3 separate regions of the Homo sapiens genome follow, and all the other regions are linked to region 2. A link is a contact called in ENCODE Hi-C or POLR2A ChIA-PET data. All regions are on one chromosome and are shown on one strand. Each heading gives the region's core, a stretch centred on a gene start or an enhancer-like site at or near the end of the contact. The rest is flanking DNA. Distances are from core to core; before and after follow the strand shown.

The links. Hi-C counts contacts between places; a loop is a spot of excess contacts on that map. ChIA-PET counts read pairs that join two places held with the same protein, here RNA polymerase II (POLR2A). Pooled maps may share reads with other maps.
Region 1: a loop to region 2 is called in a pooled map, with 14 times the contacts of the local background. The contact joins the enhancer-like site here to the promoter of SPEN in region 2. A Hi-C loop is called at or near these places in 6 of 168 maps with a recorded cell type or tissue (CD4-positive, alpha-beta T cell, CD4-positive, alpha-beta memory T cell, CD8-positive, alpha-beta T cell and 2 more), 9 of 37 single-sample maps with no recorded cell type and 13 of 50 pooled maps. POLR2A ChIA-PET finds 5 or more read pairs at or near these places in 7 of 52 experiments (B cell, CD4-positive, alpha-beta T cell, CD4-positive, alpha-beta memory T cell and 4 more).
Region 3: a loop to region 2 is called in a map of CD4-positive, alpha-beta memory T cell, with 18 times the contacts of the local background. The contact joins the promoter of SDHB here to the promoter of SPEN in region 2. A Hi-C loop is called at or near these places in 1 of 168 maps with a recorded cell type or tissue (CD4-positive, alpha-beta memory T cell) and 7 of 50 pooled maps. POLR2A ChIA-PET finds 5 or more read pairs at or near these places in 2 of 52 experiments (activated B cell and naive thymus-derived CD4-positive, alpha-beta T cell).

The regions. Positions count from the first base shown.
Region 1 is chr1:16,901,688-16,905,892 of GRCh38, forward strand. No RefSeq gene overlaps it. Among named protein-coding and RNA genes, the nearest start is that of RNU1-2, 7.8 kb to the left of the region's middle. RefSeq lists enhancers at 2,141-2,420, 2,607-3,246, 2,891-2,940, 3,041-3,090, 3,247-3,886 and a silencer at 3,627-3,921. Within about 2 kb of position 2,563, at least 41 of the 41 ENCODE cell types and tissues checked have a DNase peak (open chromatin) inside an H3K27ac peak, as active enhancers do; they include B cell, CD4-positive, alpha-beta T cell, CD8-positive, alpha-beta T cell and 1 more, where a contact is called at or near this core.
Region 2 is chr1:15,845,308-15,849,473 of GRCh38, forward strand. It overlaps SPEN (spen family transcriptional repressor), which reads left to right and starts at 2,400. Exons shown (of 15, transcript NM_015001.3): 1 at 2,400-2,843. The coding sequence starts at 2,761. It overlaps SPEN-AS1 (SPEN antisense RNA 1), which reads right to left and starts at 2,840. Exons shown (of 2, transcript NR_024279.1): 1 at 2,801-2,840. RefSeq lists enhancers at 1,530-2,042, 2,043-2,554, 3,978-4,166 and silencers at 2,137-2,706, 2,887-3,306.
Region 3 is chr1:17,051,571-17,055,547 of GRCh38, forward strand. It overlaps SDHB (succinate dehydrogenase complex iron sulfur subunit B), which reads right to left and starts at 2,462. Exons shown (of 8, transcript NM_003000.3): 1 at 2,378-2,462. The coding sequence starts at 2,449. RefSeq lists enhancers at 2,342-2,401, 2,952-3,001.

The sequences.
Region 1 (4,205 bases), core at 1,313-3,812, 1.1 Mb after region 2:
AGGACTTCCCTGATCTAAACTTAAATACATTTCACTCTTCTGTTTCTAAAGCAGGCTCCGAGATTCTATAGGCTCTGGCAGAAAATTTGACTTAACTGTTGAAACCTTTGAGCCCAAATATTCTGACCTTTATCAATCAATTCACATGCTGGTGAAGAAGGCAAGGCCACTAACTGGTTGCAAAGGCAAATTGGAAGGATTTTCAAAAAGGGACTGAAGCAGAACATGAAAGGTTCACATTTTCACCAAATATCTCCATGTTGCCACTCCCCAGGTCCTTCCTAAAAATATAGATTGGAGGATAATTCAGCATTGTACTAAAAAGCCAGACAAATCTGTCTTTGCTTAATTAAAATGGTTTGAGAGCCAGGTGTGGTAGCTCATGTCTTTAATCCCAGCACTATAGGAGGCCAAGGCGGGCGGATCACTCGAGGTCAGGAGTTCGAGACCAGCCTGCCAACATGGTGAAACCCTGTCTCTACTAAAAATACAAAAATCAGCCAGGTGGCTACTCAGGAGGCTGAAGGAAAAGAATCGCTTGAACCCAGGAGGCAGAGGTTGCAGTGAGCTAAGATCCTGCCAGTGCAATACAGCCTGGGTGACAGAGAAAGACTGTCTCAAAAATAAAAATTAAAAAAAAAAAGAAAAAATCAGCAGCGTAGTAGAAGTATAATGCACACAAGAATGATAATCATGAAGACAATCTGATTCTAGAAGAGTAAGGGAACCTATTCCATTAGAGAGCCAACTGAAAACATCAAATCCCAGTTCACACCCCAGGGTGTGGGGGCACGTGCCTGTAGTCCCAGCTACTCGGGAGGATTAGTAAGGAGGTTTGCTTGAATATGTGAGGTCAAAGCAGAAGTAAACCCTGATCATGCCACTGCACTCCAGCCTGGGTGACAGTGAGACCTTGTCTCAAAAACAAACAAACAAAAAACCCACAAAACCAAACAACAACAAATTGTCACCTCACTCTGAAATGACAGTGGCAAACATCACTTTGCTATTGGAAAATTAAAAGAAAAACACTCCCTCTTGCTATCAACCTGCCCTCTTGCTCTAACATGTCTGACCCATGGTTTAAAATGCCCAAAAGCTGATGTACTCAAATTATAATACACTTACCTGTTCTGCACCAGCATTTATTTTTGTCTGGAGGAGATCACCATCCATGGTCCTGTAAATGTCTAACGGCATGGAATGATGAAGGGCAGTGTCTTTTAGGATATTTGGTTATATCTATATATATGGCTCTGAAGAAACCCAACATTGGGCGAGTTCCCTCAAACTTTTCACTAGGCATGACCACTGCTCTATTTTAGATAGAGATTCTGTGGGGCAAAACCTGAGAATTATCTGCCTGGCTATCAAGAAGATAGCTCCTTGCATTTTTTTGGGGAGAACACTTGCTTCAAGGGAGTGTTTCCTCCCAGGATTACAAATCTTTTTGTAACCTCAGGAAACATTGCTGATGAAAACCAGGCATGGTGGCTCTGGCCTGTAATCCCAGTGACTCAGGGGCTGAGACAGGAGAATCACTTAAGCCAAAGAGTTTGAGGCTGCAGTGAGCTATGATGGCGCCACTGCACTCCAGCCTGAGCCACAGAGCCAGACACTGTCTCTGAAAGAAAAAGAAAAAGAAAGAAAAACATTGCTGATGAAACTGCGGCCTCTTTTGCAGCTCTATAAAAAGGTATTTAGTCACTGGCTAAGGTTGTACTAGATAATCACATCACTTTAGGTGATACATTTAGCTGAGCAGGGAGATGTGTGGTGGCAAATACCTTTTGTTGCATATACATATACATTTCCCATGTAGTAGAACCTTCTCTAGAAAAAATCAGAAAAGAAGCCACTTGGCTGCAAGAAATCACTAAAGAAGAAATGGGGTTTGATGTTTTCCCTGATGTTTTCAGTTGGCTGAAACATCAAATCCCAGTTCCCTGGTTCCCTTACTGTTCCAGGATACAGATTCTCTTTGTGATGATCATTCTTGTATGCATTATATTTCTACTACTCAAATTATTAATGTTATGTATTTCTCATTGTTTTACTTCTTTTGAGAAACTAAATTCATGGTACTCTGAAAACTAGAGATGATTCAACAAGTGACAGCAACTATAGAATTGGCCGAGATATCTCTCTCTCTCTCTCTCTCTCTTTTTTTTTTTTTTTTTCCATGTTGTGATGCCACACCAGTTCAGCTTTTGGACGCTGTTAAAAAGAGAGGTCTCCTTCCCTCCCCTGACCCCCGTGTGGGACAGGACTATCTGGGAATGAGCCATTCTGGCAAGGAGGGACACAGCTTTTGATCGACAATGCTTTCAAGAAATACTTTTTTTTTTTTTAAACGGAGTCTCGCTCTGTCGCCCAGGCTGGAGTGCAGTGGGCGATCTCAGCTCACTGCAAGCTCCGCCTCCCGGGTTCACGCCATTCTCCTGCCTCAGCCTCTGCGAGTAGCTGAGACTACAGGCGCCCGCCACCACGCCAGGCTAATTTTTTTTTTTTATTTTTAGTAGAGACGGGGTTTCACCGTGGTCTCGATCTCCTGACCTCGTGATCGGCCCGCCTCAGCCTCCCAAAGTGCTGGGCTTACAAGCGTCAGCCACCGCGCCCGGCCAAGAAAGACTTTTCATCTAAAGGGAGAATGGGGAAAGAAGAGAACTTTTTTATTTTCAAATTCTCAGGCCCAGCGAGGCATTACATTGAGACAGCAACCACATTCTGCTTCCTTTTTGTACACTACTGTATTTGAAAAACAAAAAAACAAACCTACAAGACTCATAAAACTGGACAACTTTCTTTATAACACTACTACTCGTAAAACCAGTAAGGATGGCTGGTTTGCAGTTATCTGAGCAGCTTCTCTAGTTTCATAGACATGATTTCTCTCTGTTATTAAAGGGCTCCCAATTTTAAGTGGAATGCTACTTCACAAAGATAACCAGGTTTGAAAGGGTCCGGTTTGCTTTGTAATCCGAAACGTTCCAGTCTGCTATTAAAAGCCATTATTTGAAGACGGGTGCACAGGCTTCCAGCTGCCCGCCAGAAGGGTCCTCCGCAGGACACAGGTTAAGTAATCACTTCTTCGGGGGAGACTAGATGCAGGGTCTCGGCGCACCTCCCCAAAAGACAAGGGCGAGACAGAAAGGAGGGACAGGCGGACGTCACTTCCCCCGCCGGCTGCGGCACCGGGTTGGTGGGCTGAGTGGAGGAGGGTGGGGCGGAAGAACAGAAGGGGACTGGGAAAGGCACTGTTGGTGACATCACCGATAGGGCGTTTCTATGTAGATGAGGCAGCGCAGGGGCTGCTGCTTCGCCATGAAGGATTTCCCGTGCTGTAGGAGCAAGTCCGGGACCGCTGGCTGGACGTGAGCGTCCTAGCTGTGCGTTAGGGCTAGGAGGGCTCAGGGTGATTGGGGATTGGCTGGGGTGGTGCTCGGGGCAAGTGACCGTGCGTGTAAAGGGTGAGGCGTATGGAGCTGTGGCGGGGCGGAAGTTCACATGTGTGGTATGTAGAGCACATGTTATGGTTATCAAAGTGGTTTACTGTAAGGCTGAGGGCTATGCATTCTATGGCTATGTTGTTGTCTCTTATTTTTCCAAACGTGGAAACCTCTGTTTTGTAACTTGTAGTAATAAGGTAGAAATTAAAAAGAAAAAGTATTTTCCTGTACTTGCTTGGCTGCAAGGTCAGGAACAGATAGTTTCTGAAAAACCACATCGCTGAGAAATGAGTTCTGGAGACTCTCTTAACAGTCTGTTATCCCTAGGAAGGATAAGAGCAAGAAACAGCAAATGCTTTTATTACCTTCTCTTTTCCCTTTACCATTTCTCACTATTCAAGTTTTGTTAAGTTCTTGATTTCCCTTCAGTGCAGCTGCAAGGTCACCAGCTATTCTTGCCTCGTGAGACCTGTCACAGTTTGACTAGCTGCCTTTGTTCTGCTTCTGTAAGCCCTCTTGCCTGCCCCGCGAGTTTGGTGCCATCATAGTCCCACCATGCCATTCAAACTAGCCAACCCCCTTTTTGAAGTGTGTATAAAAGTCAAACCCTGTCTTTGTTCGGGGCTCAGCCTTTGGATTTTAATCCTCTGGGCCTGAGGGCACTCAATAAAATCCTCCTGTTCCACCCATTGGTCTCTCTGTTCTCCTGATTCCCACAACAGTAGTAGGGGACTGTGTCTGCACTTTCCCCTGGTC
Region 2 (4,166 bases), core at 1,150-3,649:
TGTTGCTGAGGCTGGAGTGCTGGGGCTTTTCAAGGCACAATCATAGTGCACTACAGCTTGGAACTCCTGGACTCAGATGATGCTTCTGCCTTAGCCTCTCCAGTAGCTGAGACTACAAAGAAACAATTTAGTTATGCATAGGTGACCTGAGATATTAGTGCCATTGGTTTTGGTGACAATATTTTCGAATTCAAATAGTGTCGTTTGTAAGTTAGTTTGTATTTAAGGAGATAATCGATGAGGCCAAGTATTTAAAATTGGCTGGGCTGGTGGTTCATGCCTGTAATACCAGCACTTTGGAAGGCTGAGGTGGGCAGATCACCAGGTCAAGAGATCGAAACCATCCTGGATAGCATGGTGAAACCCCGCCTCTACTAAACGTAAAAAAATTACCTGGGCGTGGTGGTTTGCGCCTGTAGTCCCAGCTACTTGGGAGGCTGAGGCAGGAGAATTGCTTGAACCCGGGAGACGGAGGATGCAGTAAGCAGAGATGGTACCACTTCACTCCAGCCTGGTGACAGAGTGAGACTGCGTCTCCAAAAAAAAAAAAAAAAAAAAAAAAAAAATCTGGCTTGCACCTGAAGCAGCACACCTCTGGTATTTCTGTGTATTTTTATTATAAATAATTTTATTTTTCTCTCGATATAGTTACCTTAATTTTATGGGTTTTCCTTGAATTTCTGTAAATTGGCCTTTATATAAAAGTTCAACTGGCCGGGCATGGTGGCTCACGCCTGTAATCCCAGCACTTTGGGAGGCCAAGGTGGGCAGATCACCTGAGGTCAGGAGTTCAAGACCAGCCTGGCCAACATGGTGAAACCCCGTCTTTACTAAGAATACAAAAAACTAGCCTGGTGTGGTGGTGCGCGCCTGTAATTCCAGCTACTCGGAAGGCTGACGCAGGAGAATCGCTTGAACCTGGGAGGCGGAGGTTGCAGTGAGCTGAGACAGCGCCATTGTGCCCCAGCTTGGCTAACAAGAGTGAAACTTGGTCTCAGGAAAAAAAAAAAAAAAGAGGCTGGGCGTGGTGGCTCAAGCCTGTAATCCCAGCACTTTGGGAGGCTTGAGGCGGGTGGATTACCTGAGGTTGTGAGTTCGAGGCCAGCTTGACCAACACAGAGAAACTGTCTCTACTAAAAATACAAAAATTAGCCGGGCATGGTGGCGCATGCCTGTAATCCCAGCTACTCAGGAGGCTGAAGCAGGAGAATCGCTTGAACCCAGGAGACAGAGGTTGCAGTAAGCCGAGAACACACCATTGCACTCCAGCCTGGGCAACAAAAGCAAAACTCCGTCTCAAAGGAAAAAAAAAAAAAAAGAAAGTTCAACTGTAGGTTTCAAAAGCTCTTAGGCCTGGAAAGGCCAGAGGTCTAATTCCTTTCTCTGTTTAAATATTAAATTATGGTCTGAGGGGAACAATATTGGATTCCTGTCTCATTTCCGTTTTATTCCTTCTATACCACAGCGATCAGCAAGGGTATCTTGCAAACGGTTTCGCAAGATTCTATATAAAAAAGTTGCTTAGGCCAGGTGCAGTGACTCCCGCCTGTACTCCCAGTACTTTAGGAGGCCGAGGCGGGCGGATCACCTGAGGTCAGGAGTTCAAGACCAGCCTGGCCTACATGGTGAAACCCTGTCTCTAATAAAAATACAAAAATTAGCCAGGTGTGGTTGCGGGTGCTTGTAATCCCAGCTACTTGGGAGGCTGAGGCAGGAGAATCGCTTGAGTCTGGGAGGCGGAGATTGCAGTGAGCCGAGACCGTGCCACTGCACTCCAGCAGCCTGGGCAACAGAGCGAGACCCCGTATTAAAAAAAAAAAAGTTGCTTCATGTTACAAGCCAGTGACTCTTGGATGGGATGCGTTTCTGAAGCCGTCGCTGTTCAGCAGAGCGGTGAGAAGGGCAACCTTTTTCTGATCGCTTTCCCAAGCAGGCAGGAATCTAAGTGTCCGGAAACGCCAGGAGCTGGCCGCCAGGTGAGCGGAGGACGAAGGGGTCCTGACTTCTAGGGGACAGGCCTTGGCAGCCGCTTTGACCCGTAGCCCTGTGGAAACCAATTGCATTTCTCTTCATATCTTCCACCAGGCCGGGGCCTGGGGTTGCCGCTGGAGGGGCTAAAGACCGCTCCTGCTTCCTCAGCCGCCCCTTGCCCGGCGCGGGAACCCGACCGAGAGCCCGCCAAGCAGCGGGACTCCACTAGCAGCTGCGCGCCTGCGCACCGGGGCCGAGCGCGCGAGCGTTCCTTCCCCGCCTGTAGTCCCTCACTTCGTCGCCCGGTCCGCGCGCCTGCGCGCCGGCTGGGAGGAACTCAGCTTCTCCGCCTTGGCAGGCGGGAGGACGCGCGCGCGCCCGCGGCGAGGGGGAGGCAGTGCGGCGGCGGGAGTCGGGCCGCGCGCGCCAGTGGGAAGCGTCCGGCTGCCACAGCGCCAGCTCCGTCGTAGTCGCTGCCGCCCGTGTCCCGCTCGCCCCTCCTCCCGCTCCCCCGCCCGCCCCTGCCCGGGCGCATGCGCTGCCGGAGCGCGAGGGTCGGCTTCGGGTGTGTGGTGGCGGCAGAGCTGAGCTGCGAGGCCCGAGAGTCAGAACCTGGGGGAGAGGGATGGTCTCTGCACGGGGGGGAGCCGGAGGAGCCGCCGCCGCTGCCGACGCCACCGCCGCAGCCGCCGCCGCCGCCGCCCCGGCACCCGCCTCCCGGCGCTGACGGTCTCGTACGAAGCCGGCGAGGGGGAGCCAGCAGCGGCGGTCGCCGGCACGCCGCCCAGCATGGTCCGGGAAACCAGGCATCTCTGGGTGGGCAACTTACCCGAGAACGTGCGGGAAGAGAAGATCATCGAGCATTTCAAACGGTGAGTGACACGAGGCCCGCGGCCGCGCTCGCTCCTCGGGCGCCGCTTCCCGCCCCGGCCCGTTGCCGGCCCCTCCCGGAGCGCGGAGCTGGTGAGGAGGACTCCGGCCCGGACCCACGGGCGCTGTGGGACCTCGTCAGCCGCTCGGCCCGCGTCGCGGCGTTGGGCCTCGGGTGTCGGCGGTGCGGGCGGCCAAGCCGCGCCGCCTTCGAAGAGCCCGCGGGGCCCCGGCGGCCGCGTCCGTGACGAGGGAGGTGACCGAGGCTCGGCCTCCACGCAGCCGGCGCCCCGGGGCTGCCCTCGCGTCAGCCCGGGAGTCGGTGGGAGATGCGCTGGGCGGCGGGGTCGCGTCCTTGCGCGCAGTGCCCGGCCCGGAGCAGCCGGGACCCGAGCCCGCCCGACAGCCGGGTCCGGCGCCGCCACTCCAAGCTGCTCTGCGGGCGCTCGGCAATGTCTGACTTCGGGAGGGTTCCGTGCGAAGGGAAAGGCGGTGCGAAAACAGAAGTCGCAGTAGGTACTGTGGTCGCGTCGCGGACCCGGAGAGACCATCTAGGACCTCTCCGGAGGATTTGCAGCCTTGAAACTCACTGGGAATGGCAAACGTTTCTCGTTTTTGCGGGGCTGGGTGGAGAGTGGTGTGAAATAAGTTGGTGCGCCCGTTTGGGCTTCCTCGTCCCCGGCGGAGGAGACCGCGTCTGACAGGAGGTTGCTAGCCCCGGCGCCCGTAGCCTCGGGTCGCACTCCCAGGCCGCCCTAAGACCCTGGTGCCCCCCACCCCTGAATTCCCGAATCAAACGGTAAAACATTCCAAACCTTTTACGATGAGAAGATGTAGCTTAAAAAAAAAACCTCCCCTGAATATTTTTGTGAATTATAAGAATAAATGTTGTCGTTGATACATCTTATTGAGTAGCGTGTAGTGCGTTTTCTTTGTGAAATGCCTGTGTACCGTAACAGATAGGCCTCCGCATAAAACACTTATTAAAATGACGATTGGCTTGGACTTGGTGCAGATTCAGAGGGACCATAGCAAATCTGTGGTTGTCCTCGAAAATGACAGTTTATTCCGATATTTAAGACCCTGGAAGGTTTTAAGTTTGGCTTTTAATTTCCCTTACTATGTAGTGAGTGAAGGAAATTATGGAGCGTCCTCATTAATGAGTCACCATGGGAAAAATAGATTGCGTCGCTCGCTTTGAGCCGCTTGGATAAGGAAATGGAAGCAGCGGCGGCGGAGCTCCTGTCTTTTAAATGGAGGATCATTGATTGTGTTGGTGGTTGCTGTTACTGGGGCATTAAACCCTCGCCGCTGGAGCGCGCGTC
Region 3 (3,977 bases), core at 1,212-3,711, 1.2 Mb after region 2:
CTTGAAATCCAAGCTCTATCACTTACAAGCTGTGTATTCTTCTGCAAATTATTAGCTTTTCGGATTCTATTTCTTCCTTTGTAAAGGGTGGGTAGTATTAATATCTGCCTCATAAGATAACCCGGGGGAGGGGGGGTCAAGTTTCTAGCATAGCCCAGAAAAAAATTTTTGCTCTACAAGATTGGCAACCTTATCAGTCTTTGTATTATTCTGATTTGTAAATAGGTATCCTAGCCCTGCCAGCCTAAGGAACAAGATGCACATTTTTTAAATTTTTTTTTTTTTTTTGAGACTGAGTTTCGCTCTTGTCGCCCAGGATGGAGTGCAATGGTGCGATTTCAGCTCACTGCACCCTCCACCTCCCAGGTTCAAGCAATTCTCCTGCCTCAGCCTCCTGTGTAGCTAGGATTATAGGCGCCCACCACCACGCCCAGCTAATTTTTTTTTTATTTTTTTAGTAGAGACGGGGTTTCACCATGTTGGCCGGGCTGGTCTTGAACTCCTGACCTCAGGTGATCCACCCACCTTGGCCTCCCAAAGTGCTGGAATTACAGGCATGAGCCACTGCACCTGGCAAGATACACACTTTTAAGTAGGTAGTTCTTGTCCTAAAGGAGTTCATAGTCCAGATGAAGAAATAAGGCAACACAAACAATAGTTAATATACTACAGTCAAATACTTACAGGCAGAATTGTGGTTCAGTGGTCAGACTATAAGCATAAAAAGAATTCAGAACCTGAACCTGAATGTTACCCACAGGTAACACACCAAGCTCATTACTGAATTCTTTTGAGGTGGCTTTTGTGGGTATACATGTACATTCCCACAAGGAAGGGGAGGCCTTGGGGCTCTTCTATTTTCTGTTGCCCTCAGGAGGCCCTGCAAAGACCTTGCCTGGAATTACAAAAATGACCTATGAAATTAGCCTTTTCTACAATGCATTCTTAGAAGAGGGGCTTGGAACTCTCTCGTTAGTGGGGCTCTCACAATTTAATTGTTTGCTCAGCAACTATAAAAGGAACAGGTAAACAAGCTCATTATCAATCATCAATTTAATACTGAGAGGATGTCAGCTTGAGGCTCTGGTAGGCTGTCTTCTTCCTCTATCTCCCCTTTTCAGAAAGGCTGATGCAGACAGAGTGGATCCAAGTTCACACACAGCATGCTGGATAGAACCAGGATTGGAACATGGGCAATATGTACTGTGTTATGCAGCCATAGCAGGCACTTAAGATGAAAGATGTCCTCATTTAAGTGCAAGAGAGGAAGAGGAACTAAAATTTCTTGGACACCAACCATGTCCCAAGATCTATGCTAAGGAGTTTTTCTGGTACCATGTTAAAAAACTGCCTCAGGTCTGCTTCTTGGGAATGTGATATTTTGAGCAAGCCAAAAATTTTCTTTCTGGGGGCCTCAAGTTTTCAAAGCTCCAAAAAGGAGGGTAAGGATTCTTGCTTGCCCACCTTAAAGGGGTTGTTGAGAATCCCAGAAGAGGAACAGACTTAGAAAGGATTTGCAAATCCTTAGTCCCTTATGTATACAAAAGCAATTTCCCTTCCCCTTCTAAATGTTCCCACTTAGAAGGCAGGTCAGAAATGTGTTGTTTCTTGGCCATACAAGGGGCGTGGGAAAATCTGTTACTGCACACGGCATAGTAATAAACAAGAACAGCGCCAAGCCCTCTACCTGTCATTCCATGTCAACTCTATGAGGTCCGTATTATTATATGACCTTTAGAGTCAGAAACACTGAGAGGATACTAGTGAAACTGTGGTGACACTGCTTTAAGGAACCCAGTCTTTCCTGCAACCCCCACCACCCACCTCCGGGATCCTTCGAGGTAGGGGGCTGGGTGCATTTCCCTCCATCTCTCCCTTCCCCTGCCCTGTCCCCAACAATTCACATGTCCTTTCCTCACCCATCCCGGTCCTCAACCTCGCACCCTTGAGGAATTACCTCGCTTCCCAATTCCCATCCTTCACACCCCGCAGGTCTCCCTTTTCTACAGAGGCGATAGTTTGGTGGCAGAAAAAGGGCTTGGAACTCCAATGTCTGGATTCAAATTCTGGTTCCAGCAGTCATTCGCTTGCCATGTGACCTTGAGCAATTCAAGTCCCCTTTCTGAACGTCCCCCCCCCCCGCACCCTTAGCTGTAAAAAATTGCCCGTGCCCTAACTCACAAGCTGCTGCGAGGCGCAGAAAGATAACTTGACAGGGATGCTCGAAGCCAAACCAAAGCACTGCACCAGGGGGAGGAGGTCCTCCATCTCCCTGAGGCCTTGCCCTATGCTTCCTCAGTCTCTCCGCAGCCCCATCAGCTCCAGGCAGTCTCTGTGGCTTTCCTGACTTTTCCCTCTCTGAGGCTCCAGGACTCACCTGCAGGCAGGCTCCGCCAAGGGTTGTGGCCGGCAACCGGCGCCTCAAGGAGAGGGCGACCACCGCCGCCATCTTGGCTCCTGACGTCAGCCCCACCCCTTAACCCCGAGGTCGCTCTCCGCCGGTGTCCCGTCGAACATCGCGGCGCCCAGCCTACATCCACTGAGGACCCACTAGCCGCGTACGAGCAACCAAGTGGGAGGCGGCTTCCGGTTTCCCGGGTGGGCGGAGGGAAGGCGGGGCAAGCACAGCGAGCGTGCGCAATAGCGCAGTAGCGGCGCATGCCCATTTGGCTTCCCCCGTGACCTTCTCAGAAAGGGGAGGAGTCTGAGAGGCAGGGCGACTTTCAGGGGGTGGGGCTAAGACTTAGATGGGGCGGAGCCATCCTATCCGGGTCCCTGCCCCGATTTCAACCTCTTTATTCCTGGAATTTTTGTTTGTTTGTTTGAGATGGAGTCTCGCACTGTTTCCCGGGCTGGAGTGCAATGGCGCGATCTTGGCTCACTGCAACCTCCGCCTCCCGGGTTCACGCGATTCTCCTGCCTCAGCCTCCCGAGTAGCTGGGATTACAGGCGCACACCATCACACCCGGCTAATTTTTTGTATTTTTAGTAGAGACGGGGTTTCATCATCTTGGCCAGACTGGTCTTGAACTCCTGACCTCGTGATCCGCCCACCTTGGCCTCCCAAAGTGCTGGAATTACAGGCATGAGCCACTGCGCCCGGCCAATTTTTTTTTTTTTTTTCAGACAGGGTCTCACTCTGTTGCCCAGGCCGGTGTGCAGTCTTGGCTCACTGCAGCCTCGACTTCCCAGGCTCAAGCGATCCTCCCACCTCCAGAGTAGCTGGGACTACAGGCGTGTGAGCCACCATACCCGGGTAGTTTTTTTTTTTTTCTTTTTTTTGAGATGGAGTATCGCTCTGTCTCCCAGGCTGGAGTGCAGTGGCGCGATCTCGGCTGACTGCAACCTCCGCCTCCCGGGTTCAAGCAATTCCCTGCCTCAGCCTCCCGAGTAGCTGGGATTATAGGCGTCCGCCATCATGCCCGGCTAATTTTTTTGTGTTTTTAGTAGAGATGGGGTTTCACCATCTTGGCCAGGCTGGTCTTGAACTCCTGACCTCGTGAGCCACCCACCTCGGCCTCCCAAAGTACTGGAATTACAGGCATGAGCCACCGCGCCCGGCCACCCGGATAATTTTTTTAAAAAATTATTTGTAGAGATGGAGTCTGGCTATGTTGCCCAGGCTGGGCTCAAGCAATCATCCTGCTCCAACTTCCCAAAGTGCTGGGATTACAGGCGTGAGCCACCACACCTAGCCTCCCTAAGAATTTGTCAGTCTTATTATTCATCTCTGACGCTTACTGGCTTGAGTCAGCCCTTTCTGTCGCATACCGTGCAGCTTGCCCGAGGCTGCCCAGGTTTCTGCACTGAGAGTCCCAAACAAACTGGGCAGTTGGTGAATGAGCTGAGGTGATTTCAAGGGTGGCTGGCAAAGGTGCCATTCTTTTGTTCGTTCATTCATTCATTCATAAATACGAATGGAGTGGCTACTATGTGGCAGGCACCAAGTGCTGGGATGCTGCAGGGAATGAGCAAGC